2 separate regions of the Mus musculus genome follow, and region 2 is linked to region 1. Evidence: chromatin loops called from intact Hi-C (ENCODE). Cell type or tissue: heart. All regions are shown on one strand. Links, peaks and the distances in the headings refer to the core of each region. The heading gives the core; the rest is flanking DNA.

What was found. Hi-C counts contacts between places; a loop is a spot of excess contacts. Peaks named below come from ENCODE experiments on the same cell type or tissue, not always from the same donor. Only the 100,000 strongest peaks of a DNase experiment are listed, where the experiment ranks them.
Region 2: it touches region 1 in a loop (2.1-fold over the local background); 1 of 42 quality-filtered maps calls a loop at or near these places.

Annotation. Positions count from the first base shown.
Region 1 is chr9:115,307,441-115,312,820 of GRCm38, reverse strand. Stt3b (STT3, subunit of the oligosaccharyltransferase complex, homolog B (S. cerevisiae)) reads left to right here and starts at 2,353. Exons shown (of 16, transcript NM_024222.3): 1 at 2,353-3,069. The coding sequence starts at 2,765. In heart, for the core only: a CTCF peak has its summit at 2,360; a DNase peak (open chromatin) is centred at 2,230; H3K4me3 peaks cover 4,110 bases; H3K27ac peaks cover 3,585 bases.
Region 2 is chr9:115,382,027-115,387,406 of GRCm38, reverse strand. No RefSeq gene overlaps it. Among named protein-coding and RNA genes, the nearest start is that of Mir467h, 2.9 kb to the right of the region's middle. In heart, for the core only: no CTCF peak of the experiment used is centred there; a DNase peak (open chromatin) is centred at 3,196; H3K27ac peaks cover 570 bases.

The DNA of each region.
Region 1 (5,380 bases), core at 381-5,380:
GCACTGCAGGGTCTTTCCTTCTCTTTCTTTTCTTCCTCTGAGCCATCCTTTCTGCGGTTCTGCTTCCTCGGGTAACGCTCCCATCCGGTTGTCCATCAGTCTTCCCTGGACTGCTCCTCCAGTGTTTGCCACAGTTTACACAGCAGGCGTACCTGGAGCTGACTGACGTGGGTGGGAGGACAGGACCACTGCTCTCCAGTTCCCCGCTAGAGTACGTCCTCATGCTTTCCCACGGGCTCCTTCTTTGTCCTTGTCCACATCATGACCCTGAGTTTCCTTATGTTTCTGAACCGTGTTCCGCAGTGTTCTCAGATAAACTCACTTTATATTAAGGAGCCACGCAAGTATGAAGACTTCAGTTTGAATTCCCAGAACCATAAAAGGCTGGCTATGACCGCAGGTGCCTATAATCCCAACGCCCTGAGGCAGTGGTTCTCAACCTTCCTAATGCTGTGACCCTTTAATACAACTCCTTGTGTTGTGGTGACCCCCGATTATAAAAATTATTTCTGTTGCTACATCATAAGTGCCATTTTGCTACTGTCATGAGTCACCATGGAAATACTTTTGGAGATAGAAGTTTGACACAAGGATCAAGACCCACAGGTTGAGACAGGAGGCTAACCTGGTGTGTCAAAAGGACCAACATCTGAGCATGTAATTTGACCTCCACATGCTATGCCTTAGTACATGTATGCCCACTCTCACACACAAAGATGAAGGGATGGTCCCACACAGGTGACTTGTGTTTTATAATTTATTGTTAATTGTTTCTACTCCCCTTCACATGGGGCCTCCCGCGATTAAACAGCCAAGAGGAAGAAGACAGAGAAACTCATCAGGGAACATCTGCAACACCAGAGACACCCAAAATGTCTAAAATGAGAGTCGTCAGATAAATTCTGTTATTTTAGATTAATAGAACATTGGCTCATGAAACATGGGCAAAAATAAACGCTGCCATTTTAATGTGCACTTTTCTGAGAAAGGCCATGTCACCTCTTTGTTCTAAGGGATTGGTTAATATTCCACTATGAATCTCATTAAAATTTACATGTTTAATAAATGTTGGATATTAAAATGGTGGTGAGGAGGTCTATTTATGGAAGCTGTTCATTTTCCCTGATGAGAGTCTATTTATTTTTATAAGGAAACCGGCAAAGTTAATCACCAGGTTGGGAGTGGCTGAGCCTATTAGTTAGGTACATTTGTTCATTTACCTAACCTTTGACAATGAGCAACGGAACATAATTTTATTTTGCAAATTTACAGGACTTAATCTTTACACACATTTTAAAGATTCTGGTGTTCCCTAACAAGATGGACAGTTGTGAATGTACACGAGAAACCAGTGAAATATTAGCCGGCCCTTGTTTCTACATTAACCTCTGTACCTGCCAAGAGGGCTTCTAACACTGCAATGACCCTCCGGATCTTTAGTTCTGACTTTTGTCCTTTTGGGGATGGGCGGAGCTAGTTGTGGAGGAAGGAGAAGGTACAAGCAAACTGCCCCAGACAAGGAAAAGTTCCTACGTTTCAGTTGGCTAGAGTGAAAATTGGGCAATAGCTAATACAGTCCAGGAAAAGTTAATTTGGTGACGGAACGTAGGCAGGTGTAAATAATGAATTCTTGCAGTCAAAAGATTGAGCTGCAAAAAAAAAAAAAAAAAAAAAAAGTCCTGGAGAACACAGCAAAAAGAATGTGACATTTATGTGTGTGTCCGCCTGGCTACATCTTACTGCAGCTCGGACGACATCTGCCCACTCCAAGTTTTCAGAGCAGCAGGGCGGGGACAGAGAATGTAGCGACCCAGCCACTCACTCTGGCACGTTCAGCACAGCGGCTGGACCCACGCGCCTAGGGCCCCGCACCGCGCCTGCGCGCCCCGTCACGTGGCGGGCGCCCCGCGCTGAGCGGGTTAAAAGTCACGGCCGCCGAGCACCCGGCCAAGCCGTGCTCTCTGTTCCTTCGGTCGACTGGGACGTGGGACCTTCTGCTGCTCGAGTCGGAATCCGCGCGGGGAAGCGAGCCGAACCTCCTGGTGCCCTTCCCCAGGGCCCCGAACGGGCTCGCGCGCGAAACCGCGTCTTTCAACTGACAATGAAATCGTAGCCACGGCCGGCGGCGAATAGGCGGGAGGCCGCGAGGCGGAGGGGGTGGAGGGCCATTCAGCCGAAGCCCCGCCCAAGGCCCCGCTCGCGCTCCTATTGGCGCACGCCGCCATTCCGGCCCCGCCCCTTAACGGACCTGTCGCTCTGTGACAGGCGGAGGGGCCAGTTCCTGTTGGGCGAGGGGGCGGAGTCAAAGGTTGCCTGAGCTCCGCCCGGACTCCAGGGGGCTCCTCCCCTTTTGTGCTCCTCGCGGCTGGGCGGGCGGGGGAATGTCATTGCCGCTCCGAGCCGCCGCTCCTCTGGCGCCCTCGTCCCGTCGGCTCTCGCCGCCACCGCCGCCTCCTCAGCCGCACGGGGGACACGGATGGCTAGTGGGGCGCAGGGGCCTTTTGGGTTGAGACCGCGACGGTCGCGGCCACTGTTGAGGCGGAGACTTCGGATCGCTGCCGCCTCCACCACCCCCAGTGTCCCGGCCTCGCGGTGCTGAGGGCGGGAGCGCGCCCAGCTCTTCCTCCGCCTCCGCCTCCTCCTCCTCCTCGTTGTCGTCGCCGTCGCCCTCCTCCTCCTCCTCTGGGTCTCCGCCCAGCACCCCTCGCTCCAGGCGGCGGCGGTGGCCGCGGAGGACGAGCGAGACCCGCCGCCGGGGCACAACATGGCGGAGCCCTCGGCCCCGGAGAGCAAGCACAAGTCGTCCCTCAACTCGTCCCCGTGGAGCGGCCTCATGGCTCTGGGGAACAGCCGCCACGGGCACCATGGGCCCGGAACCCAGAGCGCGTCCAGGGCGGCGGCGCCGAAGCCGGGGCCCCCCGCGGGGCTGTCCGGGGGCTTGTCGCAGCCGGCCGGGTGGCAGTCGTTGCTCTCCTTCACCATCCTCTTCCTGGCCTGGCTGGCCGGCTTCAGCTCGCGCCTCTTCGCCGTCATCCGCTTCGAGAGCATCATCCACGAGTTCGACCCGTGGTGAGTGTGCCCGCCCTTCCCCCGCAGGCAGCCCGCGGTCCCCGTTTGTCTGGAGCCCCTCGGATCCCACCCGGTCTCCCGCGGGCCGGGCCGGGCGCGCCCCCTGCCCGCTTGGCGAAGTTTGCCTGGGAGCGGAGCCTGGGTCCTCGGCCGCCGGGGTGGGCCGGCTCCGCGCGGCGCCTCTTCGCCGCCGCGCCCCGGCTTGCTCCGGGGGCCCCCTTCCCCACGCCCTCTCCGCCGCAGCTTTGCGCCTTGTTGCATTTTATTTCATTTCTCTCCTTCCTGCCATCGGAGCAGCCCCGGGATTGCCTTCTGGCTGCTGGTGGTGACTGGAACCCCTTGTCCGCTCAGCCTCGCAGTTTCATGCTTTCTTTCCGGGAGAGTGGAGTGTTAGAATGTAGGGGGGGAAAATATTATCCCGAAAGCGAGCGCAGTGGTAGCGCCTCGTGTTTTTCCAGCACCAGGTATTTTCCGGAGTGTCTCTTTCCCCCCTAAGGCCCTTAAGTGCTCTCAGCTCGCCACACTATTTGCACAGTTGTATTGCGTTGCTTTTTAGAGCGAGATCGTTTTTCTGTTAGCTGAACTCTCACCCTCGTTGTTGCTACAATATCCGACTGGGTTGCATGAGTTCTTTTATTGGTGTCTGCTGGAAGGTCTGTGGAGAAGAGAGCAAGCCGTACCACAGTGCTGAGAGTCTAGATTGTGGTGCCGAAGTTGCACGCTCTGCATGGCACTCACTGGTTTTAGGGACTTAACTTCGAACACTGAGTTACCTACACGGGAAGATTGCTTTTCACTTTCTTCCTCCTGGCCCAACCTGAGTTAAGTTTTTTGTTTTTTGTTTTTTGTTTTTTGTTTTTTTTTTCCCCCAGAGAGAGATTGAGAGCGAGCGCCAGCGCGCCTCTTTAAACTAGTTTATTCTTCAGGCTGCCCTATCAACCTTGAACTAATCTTACTTGTAATTAGACATAATTAAACGGTAGGGTATTTGTCTTACCATTTGAAATGCACAGAGAATCTTCTTAAGAGTTAGTACATATATAGGTTATAAATGAGTTTTTTGGGGGGGGCTTATGTGTTAAGTATCAGATTTAAGTTGTACTTTAAGAAAAATATTTATGCTGCAATATCTATTGAACACCAGAGGGGCCTACTCAAGGAAAACCTGTTTAGAGAAGCAGTGAGCTACAGTGATGGCCTGCTGTGAGGTGTTTTCGTCCTATTTTAAGAGGTTTCCATTTTTTTCTAACATTAGATTTGCTTTATAAATGACCATTATGTTATTTGGAACCAGAGGAGAAAATCATGTTGGTGGAGATTACATACGAACCTACGAATATTTGTGAAGTCTTAACTAACTAGATAGAGTATTCTTTGAAACAATCAATTAGATTAAAACTGAGATTGACTAGAAATGAAAGCCGCAGAATTTACTGAACAACATGAAAAGAGAAAGTTGTGTCTTTTCAGATGAAGATAGCACGGGGTGGAACAAAAACTGGAAATATTTCCAGGGTAATTGTACAGATACTTCCATGAAGTAACATTTTTTACAAATGGAAGGCTGGGAACTGTTAGGAGTGCACTCAGAAGCTGAAATTAATAATTACAGATAAATGCACAAATAAATGACAAGGCGATTTTAAAGTTTCTTTTTGTCATTTTCCCCTAGTAAAGCTGCACTTGAGGCGGCTTAGATTAGATGGCTTTAGGAATTGAAGAGCATAACTTTTTTTATTCATGAAAATCTATTTTGTTTCTATTCTGCTGTGTATGGAAACAGTTCTTTGACTTGAGTCTGCTCCACTTACATTTTAATTCACATTGCTGATCTGCAAGTGTCCACAGCTAAGGCCTACCTACTTAACTAAGCTCTCCCATCTACCAGCGGTAGTGTTAAATGTTTGTTTATTTTTGATGAAATGTTATGCTTGGAATGTTAGAGCATTCTAATTAGCAGATAGGTGTAGTAAAGGAATTTTCCCTGCCTGCACCCCATCGTGCATCGGGACTTGTCTGTGTGAATCTCATGGAATGCCTAACTCAAGAGACCTAATGAGAGAAATCAAGTTCAAACAAAAAGAATACTGTGCTCACTTTAGGTTTTCTTTTCATAGCTGTTACTAATAGGCATGCCATTCATTCTTCCATCTCATAATCATTCTTGAAAATTTTTTACAAGGGAGGTTGTATAGCTTGCCTGTCATTACTTTTGACTTTTAAAACAGTTTTCTCCAAAGCTAATAACAGCAGTCTCTCACACTAGTTTGGAAGTGGCTCAGATTACAGCGCAGTAATGACAGGAACCTTT
Region 2 (5,380 bases), core at 188-5,187, 75 kb before region 1:
ACCCATGTGGAAAGCCAGATGATGGGAAGGAAACCTGTCATCCCAGCGCTGGGGAAGTAGAGACAGAAGGAACCCTAGGACCCATTAGCTGGGCAGTCTTGCTGAATCGGTAAGCTCTAGGTCCAGTGAGAGACACTGCCTCAGAAATTAAGATGGAGTGACAAGGGAAGGTTCTCAGTGCCGATGTTTGATCTGCATGTGTGCGCACGTGCGCGCACGCACACTCACAATCCAAAATAGTAAGTGAAATCCCTTCTCCTTTGCAAAGCCACTACCTTCGACAGATGCCAACCTCATAATGTGGGCAAAGGAAACATACTAGGACTTTGTCATTGGAGAGAGAACAGTTGCATCTCCATCCCGGAGATGTGAGGTTCACTTTAGGCTGAGCCTTAGATGAGGAGCAAGCACCTGGACCTGCACGCTATGGACAGGAACTCTATCCGTTCCCCCAAGTCCAAGACAATTAAATGTAATGATGGTATTTCCAAGGTCAATTAAGTCCGAAACCTCTTCCTCTTGATGCTATGTGCTAAAGGATTTTAGGAGCTATGAAAAGTCTGTTGAGCTCATATGAAAGTGAAGAAGGAATGGAGGTGGGTGCATGGGGCAGACATGGACAGAGAGTAAAGCATGGTCACACAGAGAGCTACGCCACACAAGCCACAGCATCACATCTGCCTTAGGACAGGAGTGAGGCCAGCGATAGGAAGTCCAGGTATTTCACAAGTGGTTTATATTTCCTTTGACATGTATGTGTAGCTTTGGCACTTGAACCCACAGCCTCCTACATGCTAAGCGAGCACTCTCCTACTAAGCAATGTGCTCAACCTCTCGCAGCAAGCTTTCTGGTTTATTGCTCTGCCTGCCAAATCCCTGTTCCTATTCTAGTTTGATTAGAACTGTCTGAGCCCATCAGAATCAGCAGGAGATACAGCTCAGTTGATAGAGTACTTGACTAACATGCAGAGTCCTGGGCTCAGTCCCTGGCATAAATAGTGTATAATGATGCACATCTGTAATCCCAGTACCCTGGAGGTGAAGGTAGGAGGGCCAGAAATTCAAGAGACCAGCCTAAGCTATAATGAACCCCTATCTGGAGAAAAATATGTACACTTGTTCACACACACACATACACATATACATAGACATACATATACACACATAGACACACACATAGACATAGGCATAACATACATATACACGCACATAGACATACACATAGACATGCACACACATACACATAGACATAACATACATACACATACACATAACATACACACACACACACACAGAGACATAAGCACCACACATAGACATATAAACACACACACACACAGAGTGGTAACTTGAGGACTGTCCCCCATGGTCTTGGGCATTTGAATTTTTGCTCCCCAGTTGGTAGCGCTATTTGGGGGAGCCTAGGAGGAAGTGTGTCGGTGGGCATGGGGAGGCTAGGAGGTAGTGTGTCGGTGGGGAGGGGCTCAGGGTCTTCACTTGCCCTACTTCTAATGTACTCTTTAGGCTTCTTACCTACGGCTTAAGGTGTGAGCTCTCGGCTTCTCGTTCTCCTGCCATTCCTGTTACTTATGCCCTGCCTCTCTTCACCGTCATGGACCCTGCTCCAGCTGGAACCAGAAGCCAAAATACTTCCCTCTAACACTTGCCTTGGTGACGTTGTTTTATCAGAGCAACAGAAAAGTAACTAAAATAGACATACATGGTACATATATCACAGGAAATAATATTATACATGCAAACAGCAACAGAAAATTAGCTAAAATATACATAATACACACATGATACATATATTACATGAAATAATATTACACACACAACAACAGAAAATTAAAATATACATAAACATATGATACATATAATACATAAATTAATATCATTCACACAGCAACAACAGAAAATTAACTAAAATATACCTACATACACACTGTGATTAATTTGCCCTCAGTGGCTCCCTGCAGCCTGTTGGCTGAGAGTATATTGATTTCTAGAACTCTAAAGGAACTCAGCAGGAATCCTGGACCTTCTATAGAGCAAGCCCACAACCACTGAGCAAACCCAGGTGGAATTGAGATTAATGACCACATCCACATCACCACGGAGGGTGAGAAGGCAGTAGCACCAAGAATGACCGTGGTAACAGAAGCAGCTAGCCCACCCCATCCTCTGAGCACCTACTATGGCCAAGGTCCTTTAGAAAACAGAAAACCAAAAGTCACCCAGTGACATCAGTGCATCTTCTTCCTGTGGAGAAAAGTATCACTTCTCAGGGTCCAGTGACATCGAACTAAATGACACAATCAGGATGATTCTAGGACTAGAGAGATGGCTCCATAGTGAGCAAAACCCTTGCCTGGTGTGATGGCTGATCTTATTAGTTTTACACCCCTGGGAAAAGAGAACTTCAATCTAAGAGTTGTCCCTCAGATTAGACTAAGAACATTTTCTGGACTGCTAATTGAGGTGGGAGGGCCGAGCCCACTATGGGTGGCACCATCCCTAGGCCTGTGGGCCTGAGCTAGGTAAAGAAACTAGCAAAGAGCATGGGAGAGCAACCCAGTAACCAGTGTTCCTCGCTGGCTTCTGCTTCATGCTCCTGCCTTTTCTGTTTGTCTCAGTGATGGACTATAAGCTGTAAGCTAAAACAAACTCTTTCCTCCCCAAGTTCCTTCTGGTCTCGATGTTTATCACAGCCACAGAAAACAAACTAAAACACATCCCAAGAGGACCTGAGTTCAATCCCCAGAACACACATAAAAACCTGGCAAGGCAAAGCTTGCTTTGTAACCTTGGCAATGGTGAGATGGGAGGCAGAGACAGATAGGTCCCTGGAGATCACTAGCCAGATAGCCTAGCCTACTTGACAAATATCCAAACCACTGAGGGACCCTATAGCAAGAAATAGTAGAAGTTGCCTGAGGAACAACAGCTGGGGTTGTACTCTGACACCCACAGGCAAGCACACCCACTTGCACACAAATCAAATTTCAGATACACCACACTCAACAGAATAATAGTAGAAAGGGAAGATTGTTACAATGGAGTCTTCTTTGAATGAAAGCAAAGAGGGAGAAGAGCCCAGAACAACTGTCTGTGCTGAGCCCAGCCAGAAGGAGCTGGCAGGAGACCCATCTGTGCTGGTAGAATGATGTCCTTCGTCAGCCAATCCAGCTGTCCCCGCTTCTGCAAGGAGGACAAAGGGCTTTACATAGCAAGGTCACTCCTCTTAAGAGAGCCAACTTGGACCAAACTTTGTCTCTCTCATTCAGAACTTCCTTGTATTCTTGGCTCTTAGAATAGGCCAGAACACTCCAACACTGTGATGTTTTCAACCTGAGCTAAAGCTGAAATCACCATGTATTGTAACCTCTTATCTACAGAGCAGGAAGCCAAGGTTCCCGGAGGTTAAATAACTAATCCTACCAGAATAAAACAGACCACGGGGATGAATGACTCTAGTCTATTCCAAAGTTATTCTCTGGCCCTCTACCTCTCCCCCCTCCCTCCTCCCCCTCCTCCCTCCCCCTCCCCCCCCTCTCTGCAAATGTAAGGATGGGTGCAGGAACATATGGAGACCAGAGATGAATATCAGTCCCTTTCTACTTTGGTTGTTTTGTTTTGAGACAGGGTCTTTCTTTATAGCCCTGGCTACCCTAGAACTCACTCTGTAGACCAGGCTGGACTCAAACGCACAGAGATCCACCTGTCTCTGCCTCTCAAGTATGGGGATTAAAGGTATATGCCACAGTGCCAGATCCTTCCTTTTGTTTTTTTAAGACGGGGTCTCTCACTGGACCTGAAGTTCATAGATTTAGCTCGTCGGGCTAGCTGGCACGCTCTTGGGATTCTCCTGTCTCTGCCTCTCCAGTGTTTGAACTACAGGCATGTGCACTATACCTGGCATTTTTGCATGGACCCTGGGATGCTAACTCAGGTCTTCATATTTGTGCCGCAAGCTCTTCACCACTGAGTCATCTCTGCAACCTTTATTGTATTTATTTTTAATCCTGTACTATTTGTTCAGTTCCTATGGTTTGGTTTCTCTTGGTTGGCTGGTTGGTTGATTTATTAAGCTCCAGCAAGCCTGAAATTCTTTATATAACCAAGGCTGGCCTTGAACTCACAACAATCCTCTGACTCAGCCTCCAGGAGCTGAGATTATACATGTGAGCCGCCACACTCAGCTCACTCTTTACCGTAGAAGCAAATGCATAATTGTGATGATAAACTTAAAATCCATGACAAGTGTTTGTATTTCCACCCCCCACTCGCCTTTATTATCCAAGCACACACGAAAACATACGCATGTGTCGGTTTTGTCAGGACTGGTCAAAACACGTTCTCTGCACGCCTTACAAAAGTACAGAGCGCTTTGCCTCAGGCAGAGAAAATAGCAGGAAGAATTTCAGGTTGCCAACAGCTCATTACCTGGATGAGAGCTACCTTGGAATTACCTCAAGTGGGCTCAAATTACACTGTGTCAACTTGCAGATAACCTGTTATCATTTAATACGGGCCCTGCGTGGATTTATAAAGCATCTCTGCTCTGAATTTGACTTCAGAAACGGTTCTGGAATCCAGTGAACACCAGGTTTACCAAATGTGAGAGCAACCCTGGCTACTTTGGCCGATCGGGAGAAAGAACAGAATCCTAACGTGGCACCTGTTCACTGTTCACGCATGGAATAAACGAAGCACTTCCATGTGCTAGACCTTGGTTTGTGGAAACGAAGCTACAGAGGTCGATTCCCCAGGCCTCGGGGAGGTTTTGCTCAAGAGAGTCTGAAGATAGACCCATAAGGTGGAAAGACATCAGGTTGTCATAAATCCTATAGAGGAAAGCAAGCTAAGGAGCAGGAAGGTGGCTCAACTCCCATCAATGGGTCAAGCGCTTGCCATGTAAGCATGAAGACTGGAGTTGGAAGTCCCAGAACCGAAGCGAATGCTGGAAAACACGTGGTGGCCGCCTGTAATCCCAGCACTCAGGAGGCAGAGATCCCCAGGGCAGGCTGACTAGCAAGAGAAGCTAGAATCAGCACACACTGGGTTCAGCAAGAGACCCTGTTGCAAAAAATAGTGTTGAGAGAGATCAAGGGAGACACCCAACATCAAGTCTGTGTGCAAATATGCACACACTTATGTCCACATACATGCACACATAGATATAATTATGTACACCACACACACATATACATATATATGCACACACTTATGTCCACATACATGCACACATAGATATAATTATGTACACCACACACATACACATATACATGCACACACTTATGTCACATACATGCACACATAGATATAATTATGTACACCACACACACACATATACATGCACACACTTATGTCCACATAC